2 separate regions of the Mus musculus genome follow, and region 2 is linked to region 1. The links are chromatin loops, found by intact Hi-C in ENCODE. Cell type or tissue: heart. All regions are shown on one strand. Links, peaks and the distances in the headings refer to the core of each region. The heading gives the core; the rest is flanking DNA.

Region 1 (5,365 bases), core at 169-5,168:
GTTGCTTTTACGAAGCAATGAGACTGTTTCATTTATGATATGTTTTATGTCCCCACCCCCACCCCTTGGGTCTCATGTACCCCAGGCTATCCTTGATCTCCATTTGTAGCAGAGGATAGCCTGGCTTTGGTGGATGAATTCCCCATCCTCCAAGTGAATCTCCAAGTTCGGTCGATTCGGTTTTGGGGATGGAACTCTGCCGACTGAGCTGCACCCTAGCTGCTAAGCACCCCATTCTTGGAATTAGGATTCCTGGCTGGTTTGTTGTGTGGCCTTTACCAGGCACACCCCCTCCTGGGACAGGTGATTATATGCCCATAGAATACGAGCGTTGGATGAGATAGACGGTTTCTAGACTGCCCCTAGAATAAGGGCCTGGGATGAGATGGTTTCTAGAGACCCTTTCAGGTCAGAGAATCCACAACTCCACAGTACATTTTTAAAGTTCGGGATGACTTTGTAATAATCAGGACCTGCCTGCTCATGCGCCATCACTGTAGCCTCCCAGATCACAAACGTTCCCAATGACAGGGGACTCAGGTGGTACTTAGGCTTTCGAGCTGGCGCTGGGCTCTGGCAGCCACACTTATACTTAGTCTCCCTTTATGAGGGGATAATAACACTCATTTGCAGCGAAGCTCCAGGTTGGGGCCACAGGGCAAGGTCCCCTGCCACACTGCTTTGGCCCTGGCAACGCACAGCACCCTATGATGCCCACCCAGCCCTCTGCCTGTACACTTAGATGACGTAGGGCTCACTACCGGCGCTGGCCTGGGGAAAGGGAAGGGTCTCCTCTTTTAGCCTTAAGAAAGTCCTTGGGTGAGGGAGAGGGAGACAGGCGATCAGGAGGTGCTGAGCCTGTTCCTTAGTGGGGACAGATGTCAGGAAATGAGGCAGAAGTGTCCAGAGATGGGCTTAAGCCTTTCTCTCCCTCCACATCCCTCAAGAGATGTCTGGAGGCGAGGGACGTGTAAGGACACATTCCTGTGCTGAGGCACAGGTGGTTATGAACAAGTCCCTGGAGCATTCGCAGAAGAGCAGGCTCTGAGACAGAAGGGCCACATGCTAGCTAAGGGACACTATCAGGATTGCAGCCACAGTGGGACCAGATTCCCCAGTTTCGCTAGTGAGAGTCCCCATCTCGAGAAGAATGCAACATAAGACCTTCATCAAAAGGCATCTTATAGAACTTCCCAGCCCTACACCAGAGGTCTTTAAAGATCCTGGAGTCACTGCACCCCTAGATACATGCTCAGTCCCCCAACCCCCGGAGACACTGTTTTCCTGGCAAGTGGACTGAGGACCGAGTGTGGTAGTACCAACCCTGTCCCACCAGGCTGGTACGCAGAACTGGGCTCCGGCAGCTGGCCAGGGCGCGGACCAGGACGTCCTTCTCCATTGCCCGAATGCAGGTGGGTGTTTGCTCGGCTCGGGTCCAGGCAGGTCTGAGGCTGAGATCTGGCCATTGCCAGCGCGGGGCTCCTCCTCCAGCTCCAGGCGATGAGCCTGGTCTGGGTAGCAGACTGCTCGCCCCACCCGCGCGCCCAGGTCGCCTCGGCAGGGACTCAGGGATGCTTCCTCCTCCACCGTTTCCCGGGACTGGAAGCTGAGGCCCCCGCGGGTAACCCAGCCAGGACAGGAACAATCACGACTCGGGTCCACGGGGCACCTGGGCCACACCGGGGCCTGTCGAGACTGGCTGCCGCGCCCAGGGCGGGCCGCTCACCGCCGCAAGAGGCGCGGGCGGTAAGGACTGGCCCCTAACCTCTGGAGCGCGAACCTGGGGGTCGCTGCTCCTAGTCACCCACTGAGGGAGCGGCCGCACCAGTATCCCGATGGGGAAACTGAGGACTGGAGCGGGGCAGAGCTTTGTGTGAGATCGTGCGGGGGTCTGGAGGATAGGTCTCCGCGACGCCGGGGACAGCATCCCTCCCGCCACAGAGCCGCAGCCCGGGCGCAGCGAGCGTCCCGCCCGGCCCGGTCCCACCCTACCTTGTTGGCTGCCGCGCAGGTGGCGGCGGCGGCGGCTCCGGCTCCCGCTCCGCGCTTCGCGCCGCCCGCCGAGTCCCCGCGCCCAGTGCCGCCGCCTCCCCGCGCAGCCCGGCGGGCGGGACCGGGCCGGGCGGGGTCGGGGCGGGGCGGGACGGAGAGGCCCCGCCTGTGCGCCGCCCGTCGCCCGCAGCTCGGTTCCCGTCCCGCGTGCACACACTCTCGCCTCCGACACGCTCTCGCCGCAGGCTTTGGGTGGGACTCGGGTCCCGAACCTCAGTTTCCCCTTGCTGAGATGGAGACTGTCATCGCGCCTGCCTCCCAGATGGCTCGAAGCTGGATCCCGCAGCGAGCGCCGGGACCGCAGCTCTGCAGGCGGCGGGAGAACTGGAGAGCGGAGGGCGGCTGCGCATCCGGGAGATCCTTCCCACTGCTGCCATTAGGGGGCGCTGCGTCCAAGCCGCTCCCTCTTTCAGCCGGGTGCTCACTGAATATGGAAGATAGGACGTCATATCTTTCATAATAACCACGCCACACCACCTGTCTTGGAAAGTGTTCTTCGTGTCTTGTAGTGATGTGTTTGGTGGGGGGCGGGGGGGAGGAGGGAGACTAGCACTGTACCTGGCACAAAGTAGGTATTGTATATATTGTTAACTAAGAACACAATTTATTACATTTGATCTACCAACGCCTTCAATGTAGTCATAATACTCCCATTTCATAGACAAGAAGTTGAGACTTTAGCTGAGTTCTTGGTAGGCTCTATAACAAATTTAATGTGTGTGTGTGTATGATTTGTGATGGTGGGATTGAACATTAGGACCGTGCATATGCTTGCCAGGCAAGTATTCTACCTTTGAGCTACACTGTGAGACCTCTCCTCTTTTTCTGAAACAAGAGTTCACTAAATTGCTTAGGTTGGCTTTGAACTAGCCATCTTCCTCCCTCAGCCTCTAGGAGCTGGGATTGTAGGACTACACCACCACACTCAGCTCTGGTGAGTCCTTGATCACTTTAGAACAGCAGTCGCTAAAGCCTTCCTCTAGTTCCTGCTGAACCACAGGGCCCTGGGCCGGTTTTCTTCCTAGAGCTGTGGGTTTCCCACGTCTGAATTCCCCCTGCATCCCGCTTGGAGCTGCACTGGCAGAAGCACACAGCGCACAACCGCAGCAGTTGGACCTTTGCCCTCAAGGGTCCATGGTAATCTAAAACATTTTTGTCACTTTTTAACGAGTGTGTGTGTGTGTGTGTGTGTGTGTGTGTGTGTGTGCAAACTTTCAGAAGTTAGTTCTTTCCTTTCATCTTATTTCTGCAATGCTACATATTCCTGGCTGACTGTCCCTGAGCTATCGGGCAATATATCAGATGCCTCCCATCTCCAAGTAGGAGGGCTGCATTCAGCTTTTTACATGGTTCCTGGGGACAGGTCTCAGGCTGCCTGGCTCCTGAGACAGCACTATCACCCTCTTAGGCATTTTACCAGCCCATTTATTAATTTTTTTAAGGAGGGTCCCACATAGCCCAGGTCGGTCTTAGACTGTCTATGAACTAAGAAGAACCCATGAACTCATTCTCCTGTCTACCTCCTAAAGGCTGGGGCCACCATGCCAGGCCCACCACAGTGTTTCTGACTTGGCTTTACCCTGGAGCAGGCTGACTCATCTGGATGCCCCAACACAGTAAAGGCGGAGGCTAGGGTCTGGTGGTCCTCTCTCTCTCAGCATCATTCCCAAGCTCCCGCTCGCATCATCTCCTTTGGAAGGTCTCTTTCAAAATCATCTTAAAAGAAACTCTTTTTTCATGGTGCCAGGCCAGTTGTCTGTTGGGACAGGCTTGTTTGACAGGATTATCTGGGGGACTGTGGGCACGTGGACCCGTAAATCAGAGGGGAGACCTGGAACCTGGCATGCCTCTTCTGTGTCTGGGGAGGGGCTTTCCCTGTGTCCTCTTACCGGTTCCTAATCCTACCTCAGGTGTGGAAGGCAGCCCCTGACAACCCCTAAGTTACACACAAGGGGACACAGCCTACCAGGGCCTGCTCAGACACTATGGGGTCAGACACTATGGGACGTGTTGGGTTGGGAGACATCACTGATTGACTTTCTACTTGTCCTGTAGAATGTGGCCGTGTGTGTGTGTGTGTGTGTGTGTGTGTGTGTGTGTGTGTTGTACTGGGAGAAGATAGCCCCTGGGCAAGGGTCTATTTGGGATATAAGCTTGAACAAAGTAGTTTGGGGGCGTATCCCTCTCACATCCAGTCTTTGGGGTCTCTAGGCCCCTGTCCCTTTGTTCTCTGAGAAGGCCTGCTGGTCCAGGGGTGGGAGGGGTCGATCATGGAGTTCCATCTCTGTTCTGGGTAGGAAGGTGGGGCTGTGGCATCAGATCTTCCAGCCTCTGAAGCAGTGGCCCCTGGGGAAGGGGCAGCAGCTGTGGGGCGAGCAAGGAACCTGACACTAGGGGTAGGCCCCAGGCCCTGAGGGAGGGGCAGGCTCTGCCCCAGCAGCAGCCCAGAGAGTCTCAGGCTCGCCCGCACCCCTTGTTTGTTTCTGTTCCAGTTCAGGCAGCCCAGACACTCATCGTTTTTCTCTTATTTATTTGGTTTTTGAGACACTGTTTGGCTGTGTAGTCCAGTGTTGGAACTGCTGGGATCTGAAGTGTGTACCCCACACCTGACTCCCCCTTTTCTTTTCCTAGAGTTGACCCTGTGGGTATGCCCACAGGCAGTCACGGCCAGAGCCGCCCTCCCCTTCTGTGTGACACTACACTAAGTTCTCTGAGTCCTGTTACTGGAGCTTGGCCTGCTCGTTCAGGGCTGGAGGAGGCAATTAATCCCAGAACACTTACCCCCCAGGGTTAAGCCTCCTGGCTCCAAGAGTAGCTGAACACAAGGCCCAGCACTGCTGGAACACAGTGCAGCTTGGTAAGAAAGCTGCGTTGGTCCCCCAAGGAGAAGCGCAAGTGCTTGGCAGAGTTCTCCTCTAGGGAGAGTTGAGGAAGAGGAGAGGTGGGGGCTGTGGCTTGGTGGGGGAGTAGTAGAAAGGGCACTGTTTATCCAGCAGCCTGTGCCCACAGTTCAACCTGTTTTTGGCTTTTTGGTGGTGGCTTTTGGGAGAGCCGGTCATCACCTAGCCATGTCCCCTCCATGTAAGGCTGCTTACCAACTGGCTCTGGTGAGCCGAGTGGGCTGCTGCCCTGCTCCCCTCCCAAGCCTACCCTGTTGGCCCCACAGGCCAGATGCAGGCCAGAGTGGATGCTTGCTCCAGGTCCACTGTCCAGTCCACATCAGGTTCCTCAGGGTAGCAGGCAGGGGCTCCCCTGGGATGACCCAGTGGGCTGTAAACAGAAGGCAAGCTTTAGGCATGAGGCTGTAGAGATA
Region 2 (5,365 bases), core at 296-5,295, 68 kb before region 1:
GTTCCACACTCCTGTGTGGTGATGGTGGTGGTGCATACCTGTTATCCTAGCAACTCAGAAGGCTTGAAGTAGGAAGTAATCTTGGCTTATATATTGGAGATCCTGAATCACCAGCCAACCAACCAACCAACCAACTAACCAACCAACGAATCATGTGATCCTGAACTTAACTAAGGCCTGTAATCCCAAATACTCAGGAACCTAAGGCAGGAAGCTCACGAGTTCAAGGCCAGCTGGAGACAAAGTTCAAGTCTAGTTGGTTAGCTTAATAAGACCCTGCCTCAAGACAGAAATGTTTCCCATGCTCCACGTTCCTTTATGCAACCTCAGCTGAACTCATTGGTACCCACATACACAGGGGATGGCTAGTTGGAAATCAGTGGGCAGAGACAAGGGAAGGAAATGGGTAAATGTGATCAAAATACATTCTATACATGTCTGAAAATGTTGCAGGAAGCCTATCATTGTGTATAGTCTATCTATGCCAATAAAATCCTTCTTTAAAAAAAAGACTTTACAGAGACTCCAATTTTAATAAAAATTTCACATTTTCACTCCACTCTCAAGTAAGGTAAAGAGAGGTCTGAAAATGTAAATAGCCCAGTGGGATAAAACATTTGCCTACCACGTGCATGGCCCCGGGTTCAATCTGTAGTACACCATAAAGGAAATAGCACTGTATGAACACTGAAGGAAGAGTGTATTTAGGGACTAGATTTACACTCTACATCCCACGACCAAGAACCTTAAGAGTTGCTTGCCTGCCCTGGGAGCTGTTTTGCTTTCCTTATGGCAGTTTGGGGTGTGTGAGGATGGAGGGCCAAGTTCCTCTGGTCTTGTCCTGGCTTTGGTGGATGTGAGGAAACTGGACCTCTGCCCAGTGAGCTGTGGGGCAGAGGCTGAGTCTTCACAAAGCTTGAGAAACAGACCTTCAGGGCCACCCACCTGCATGCGTGCTTTCTTTGTGATCTTGTTCTAAAATGTCTAATTTTGTGTTCTTTCAAGACCCTTTAAGTCATGGGTGCTCCAAATCCTACCAGCTTGTTTTGAGTCTAGTTCTTGTTTTCCCGGGGCTCCACATTAAGGAATACTTAGACCCTGGGGGATATGTGGACATCTGCCCTGAGGGGAAAAAAAAGATGGATCCACTTGCCTTGAGCCTTTCCCCGGCGTCTTCCAAATGGGCTATGTTGTCCGCATGTTGCCTCTTCTTGGTTGCCAAACACTCTAAACAGTCCTGGATTAGCTTCTGTGAGAAGGGTCAGGAGAAAAAGGAAAACTGTCACTTTCAAGCTAACGAGCTTCTAGTCTCTCCACCAGGGACTGAACTCCAGGCTTGGCAAGGGGACATCCACCTGCTGAGTCACTTCATTAAACCACTAACCCACCGCTGCACTGAATTCTTTTCCAGCAGAAGTGCCTGGGGCTCTGCCGGTGAGTAGTTTGCCCAAAGTCAAGTGATAAGATGCAGGGTGAGCAGAGCCTCTGGCCCTCTGCACCGCAGGCCTTTGTCAGGGATGCCACAGCCTGGATGCCTGGCTCCTATTTCTGTTTGTCTGCTTTTAGAAGTTGCTTTTTCTTTTTTTTTTTTTTTTTTTTTTTTTTGGTTTTTCGAGACAGGGTTTCTCTGTATAGCCCTGGCTGTCCTGGAGCTCACTTTGTAGACCAGGCTGGCCTCGAACTCAGAAATCCGCCTGCCTCTGCCTCCCGAGTGCTGGGATTAAAGGCGTGCGCCACCACGCCCGGCGAAGTTGCTTTTTCTAATACCTGGTTTGGGTCTCTTCCCTCCAAGGGGTAGCTATTTCCACCTTAGCCTTCTCTACAGCTGGTCTTCCACTTGGCACCTGGGCCTAACTCTTGAGAACAGGGGTGGGGATGGGGCCTGAACTTTTTTAAAAAAAGAATTATTTATTTTATGTATATGAATACACTATAGCTGTCTTCAGACACACCAGAAGAGGGTGCCAGATCCCTTTACAGATGGTTATGAGCCACCATGTGGTTGTTGGGAATTGAACTCAGGACCTCTGGAAGAGCAGTCAGTGCTCTTAACCGCTGAGCGATCTCTCTAGCCCTCGGGGTCTGGACTCTTAATCAGCCAAGAGTAATAATACTAAGGCATGTCAATTTCCAGGGGAGAGCTGGAAGCTCAAGGAGGCTGGCAGGCGTTATGAGCTCTAGAGGAAGAATAAACCTAGGTCCTAGTCCTCGCTCTACAGCCATGTGCTCAAAATCTGTTTCCTCCATCGCAAGCAGGTTTGCTGTGTGGAGTAAATGAGATCAGAGTGGCTGGCCAGCCGCACATGCTCAGTGCAGGTCACTTTGCCATGTTAGCATCCAACAAGCATTTGCCGCAGTGGTAAATGGGGGCAGGGAAGGGGGTCAGCCTTGGCTTCAGCTTCCACATACTCATCATCTGGGACATCTAAGCCACCTATTGCTCAAGCTGGCCCAAGGATACCCTAGCTCTCTGGTTTAGGATCTCCACCTCCAGCCACTGGAATTTCTGTCTCCTGATCCCATGAAATTCTATTTACCCTTCAAAGCGCTTCCTTGACGGTTACTCCTGTGCTCAAACTCCGCCCGCCCAGACCTGCGCTGCACGCTCGCCCTCGCGGCTTCCCACCTGCACGCGCACAGCCTCCTCCTCGGCCAGGCCCACCGGGTGGCGGCGGTACGCACCCAGAACCCGGCAGAGCGCCCACACGGAGCGGCCACAGCGGCGACAGAAGAGCTCATGTCCACCCAATGGCACTTCCCTGGGGAAGTGCTTGCGTGGCTTCCTGCCCCAAGTTCTATTTTCTGGCTCTCACTGGCCACCACCCTGGGCTCCCTAGTATGATATGTAGTACATTGCAGTGCTACTATCCTACCCCTGACCAACCAGGCAACTAACTCATCCAGATGCGGCGAGGATCTGATTTCTGACTTGGCTCACGGTACAAGCCATGGCGCTGAGTGCTGAGTATGTGCTTGATGAAGGAATGGCTCTGTGGATAGACAGAGGAAGGGTGCCTAGGTTGACGCATAGCCTTGGGTCTCCGAGTAGCAGCATTTGAGGATCCTTATTAGCAGTCATTTCACAGTTGCTGAAGGATGGTTCTGGAAGCAGGGGCAGGACTCCACTAGTCAGACTGTCCTCCCTCAGGCCCAATTCAGATTGGAGTTGTAGTCTTGTCAAGGGTGGTTAAGTCAGGAGAGAGCAGAAAGGAAGGTGCTTTGGGCAGAATTACAAAGACTTCTTGGAGATAAACATAAAATCAGCCCCGGGGGTTCAGAAGGTTCTGGCTAGCTTGCCTTCCTCAAATGCAGAGAGGAGAATAGATTCTGCAGAGCCAGGGCAGCCGGCTGGGGGTCCTGCTTTCTCGTTATCTATAGAAGATAAGGCTGTGATTAACAAGCCTCTTCCGTGGGTGGGGTGGGAGAGGGGACAGTGGTGTATTTGCATAGGGGGAGGAGCCGGATTCAAGGCAGGAAGAGGGACCTTATTGACTTAGCAAAACAACATAGGCCATCAGGTCCCAGTTCAGAATGGCCTTTTATGAACTCCAGGGTCCAGAGACATTTCCAGGCTTCATGGAACACACGCATACATACAGTTTTCTTTTTCTACAATCTGGTCTTTTGAGATAGTCTCTCTACATATCACAGGTTGGCTGTAAACTCCCAATTTTCCAACTTCATCCTCCCCTGTGCTCTGTTAGGCGAACGTCCCTCCCGCGTCCTTGACTCTGGTTGGGGAGTTGCCCTAGCAGAAGCGGTAAAGAACGTGTGAGTACTAACCAGCTTGAGCCTCCTGTACCCCAAGCCAATCTTGGGAAGCTTCGCTGGTGGTTTGAGCAACTTTTGCACTTCCATAGGGTTCTGCCTCCCGATCCTACTGTCTACTATCTAGAGGACCTCAGGGTCCCCCTTTAGTTTCCCTGTCCTAACGGGATTTGACCCTCCTTTGACGGTTACTCTTGTGCTCAATCTCCGCCCGCCCAGACCTGCGGTGCACGCCCTCGCGGCTTCCCACCTGCACACGCACAGCCTCCTCCTCGGCCAGGCCCACCGGGTGGCCGCGGTGCGCACCCAGAACCGGGCAGAGCGCGCACACACAGCGGCCGCAGCGGCGACAGAAGAGCTCAGCCGGGCGTTCGCTGTGCTCCGGACAGCGCCAGCCATACGCCCCGTCGGGCTGAAAGGGCGCCCGCGCCTCGGTAGTCTCGCTCGCCATTCTCAGTGGCAACCGCTGTTCTCTGTGCAGTGTGGTCGGGTTGGGTTGGTGCAGAAATCGAAACCTTGCTCGGGGAGGGGCGGGGCGGGGCGGGGCGGGCGACCCAGCTCCCAGTGGCAAACTGGAGGGGCGATGACCTGCTGGAGAGTTGATGCTTGGTCCCACCTAGTGCTGGATCCGCGGCACAGCATCCTTCCACTCTTTCTCACCTTGAGGAGGAGGAGGTCACTATAGATAGGAACGCGGGTGCTTGCACTGATGGGCTCACTGGAAGGTTGGCTTCCCGCTTGTTGATGATGTTGGGCTTCTGGCAAACTGCGGAGGTGCGTAGTAGGTGGTGTGGCCTGCCCAGAGGGCCTACATTTTCTACACCTCATTTTGTTCTTTTCCTGTAGTGCTTCCTCCCTATGGTCAGCCATGTGGGGGCAGGTGGGGGTGAAGTTGGAACATACTTCCAAGAAGCCCCAATTATCTTCAGGCTAAAACTTCAAAGCCCCAGGCCCTGAAGATGTTCTGATTTCTCTTGCCTTGATGGGTGAATGACCCACCCTGTTTCTAGCCGGGGCATTTTGCAGTTCTTGCTTAAGGTATAGCTGCTGCTCACTGTCCCCCAATCACATGGAGGTGTGGCTTATCTCCTTCTTCAGGAAGCGTCCATTCTCCACCCACAGCCGCCTGACCACCCTGCCCCATCCTGCCCCTCACGAATTCTCTCAAACACAAGTGGAAGCACTTCAAGGGTATTCGGACCTTACTGACCAGTTTGCCAACCTGGTCCGGTATCATCTGGTCCAGACACCTAGTGCTAAATTGGTACTTGTAGAACGAATTAACAAAAAGGAAATCGCCAAGCATTGCAATATCGAGTCTGGTGTTATTATTTATTATTATTTTGGTTGAGGCAGAGTCTTAGACTCCTTTGCCCAAGCTGGTCTGGAATTTTCAATCTTCCTGCCTCAGCCTTCCATGAACTGGGATTACAGGCAGGAATTACCACCCACAGTAGATTGTCATATTCTTACATTGCACGATTCTGTGTCTATTTTAACTTTTATTTCTTAATTATTTTTTTATTTACTTTTTTACAAAGGTACAAGGAATTTAAGAAACATTCAAACAATCACTCAAACGGCTTCAGGCACGGTT

What was found. Hi-C counts contacts between places; a loop is a spot of excess contacts. Peaks named below come from ENCODE experiments on the same cell type or tissue, not always from the same donor. Only the 100,000 strongest peaks of a DNase experiment are listed, where the experiment ranks them.
Region 2: it touches region 1 in a loop (2.1-fold over the local background); 13 of 42 quality-filtered maps call a loop at or near these places.

The regions. Positions count from the first base shown.
Region 1 is chr4:46,599,825-46,605,189 of GRCm38, forward strand. It overlaps Coro2a (coronin, actin binding protein 2A), which reads right to left and starts at 2,105. Exons shown (of 12, transcript NM_001164804.1): 1 at 1,993-2,105. It overlaps Tbc1d2 (TBC1 domain family, member 2), which reads right to left. Exons shown (of 13, transcript NM_198664.3): 13 at 4,566-5,365. In heart, for the core only: a CTCF peak has its summit at 2,422 (motif pointing right); DNase peaks (open chromatin) are centred at 1,607 and 2,247; H3K4me3 peaks cover 1,485 bases; H3K27ac peaks cover 905 bases; H3K27me3 peaks cover 5,000 bases.
Region 2 is chr4:46,531,862-46,537,226 of GRCm38, forward strand. It overlaps Trim14 (tripartite motif-containing 14), which reads right to left and starts at 4,280. Exons shown (of 6, transcript NM_029077.4): 1 at 4,019-4,280; 2 at 1,154-1,249. The coding sequence starts at 4,219. It overlaps Coro2a (coronin, actin binding protein 2A), which reads right to left. Exons shown (of 12, transcript NM_001164804.1): 12 at 5,076-5,365. Gm16731 (predicted gene, 16731) reads left to right here and starts at 4,040. Exons shown (of 4, transcript NR_151695.1): 1 at 4,040-4,202; 2 at 5,310-5,365. In heart, for the core only: a CTCF peak has its summit at 4,385; DNase peaks (open chromatin) are centred at 2,780, 3,420, 4,110 and 4,150; H3K4me3 peaks cover 2,477 bases; H3K27me3 peaks cover 4,639 bases.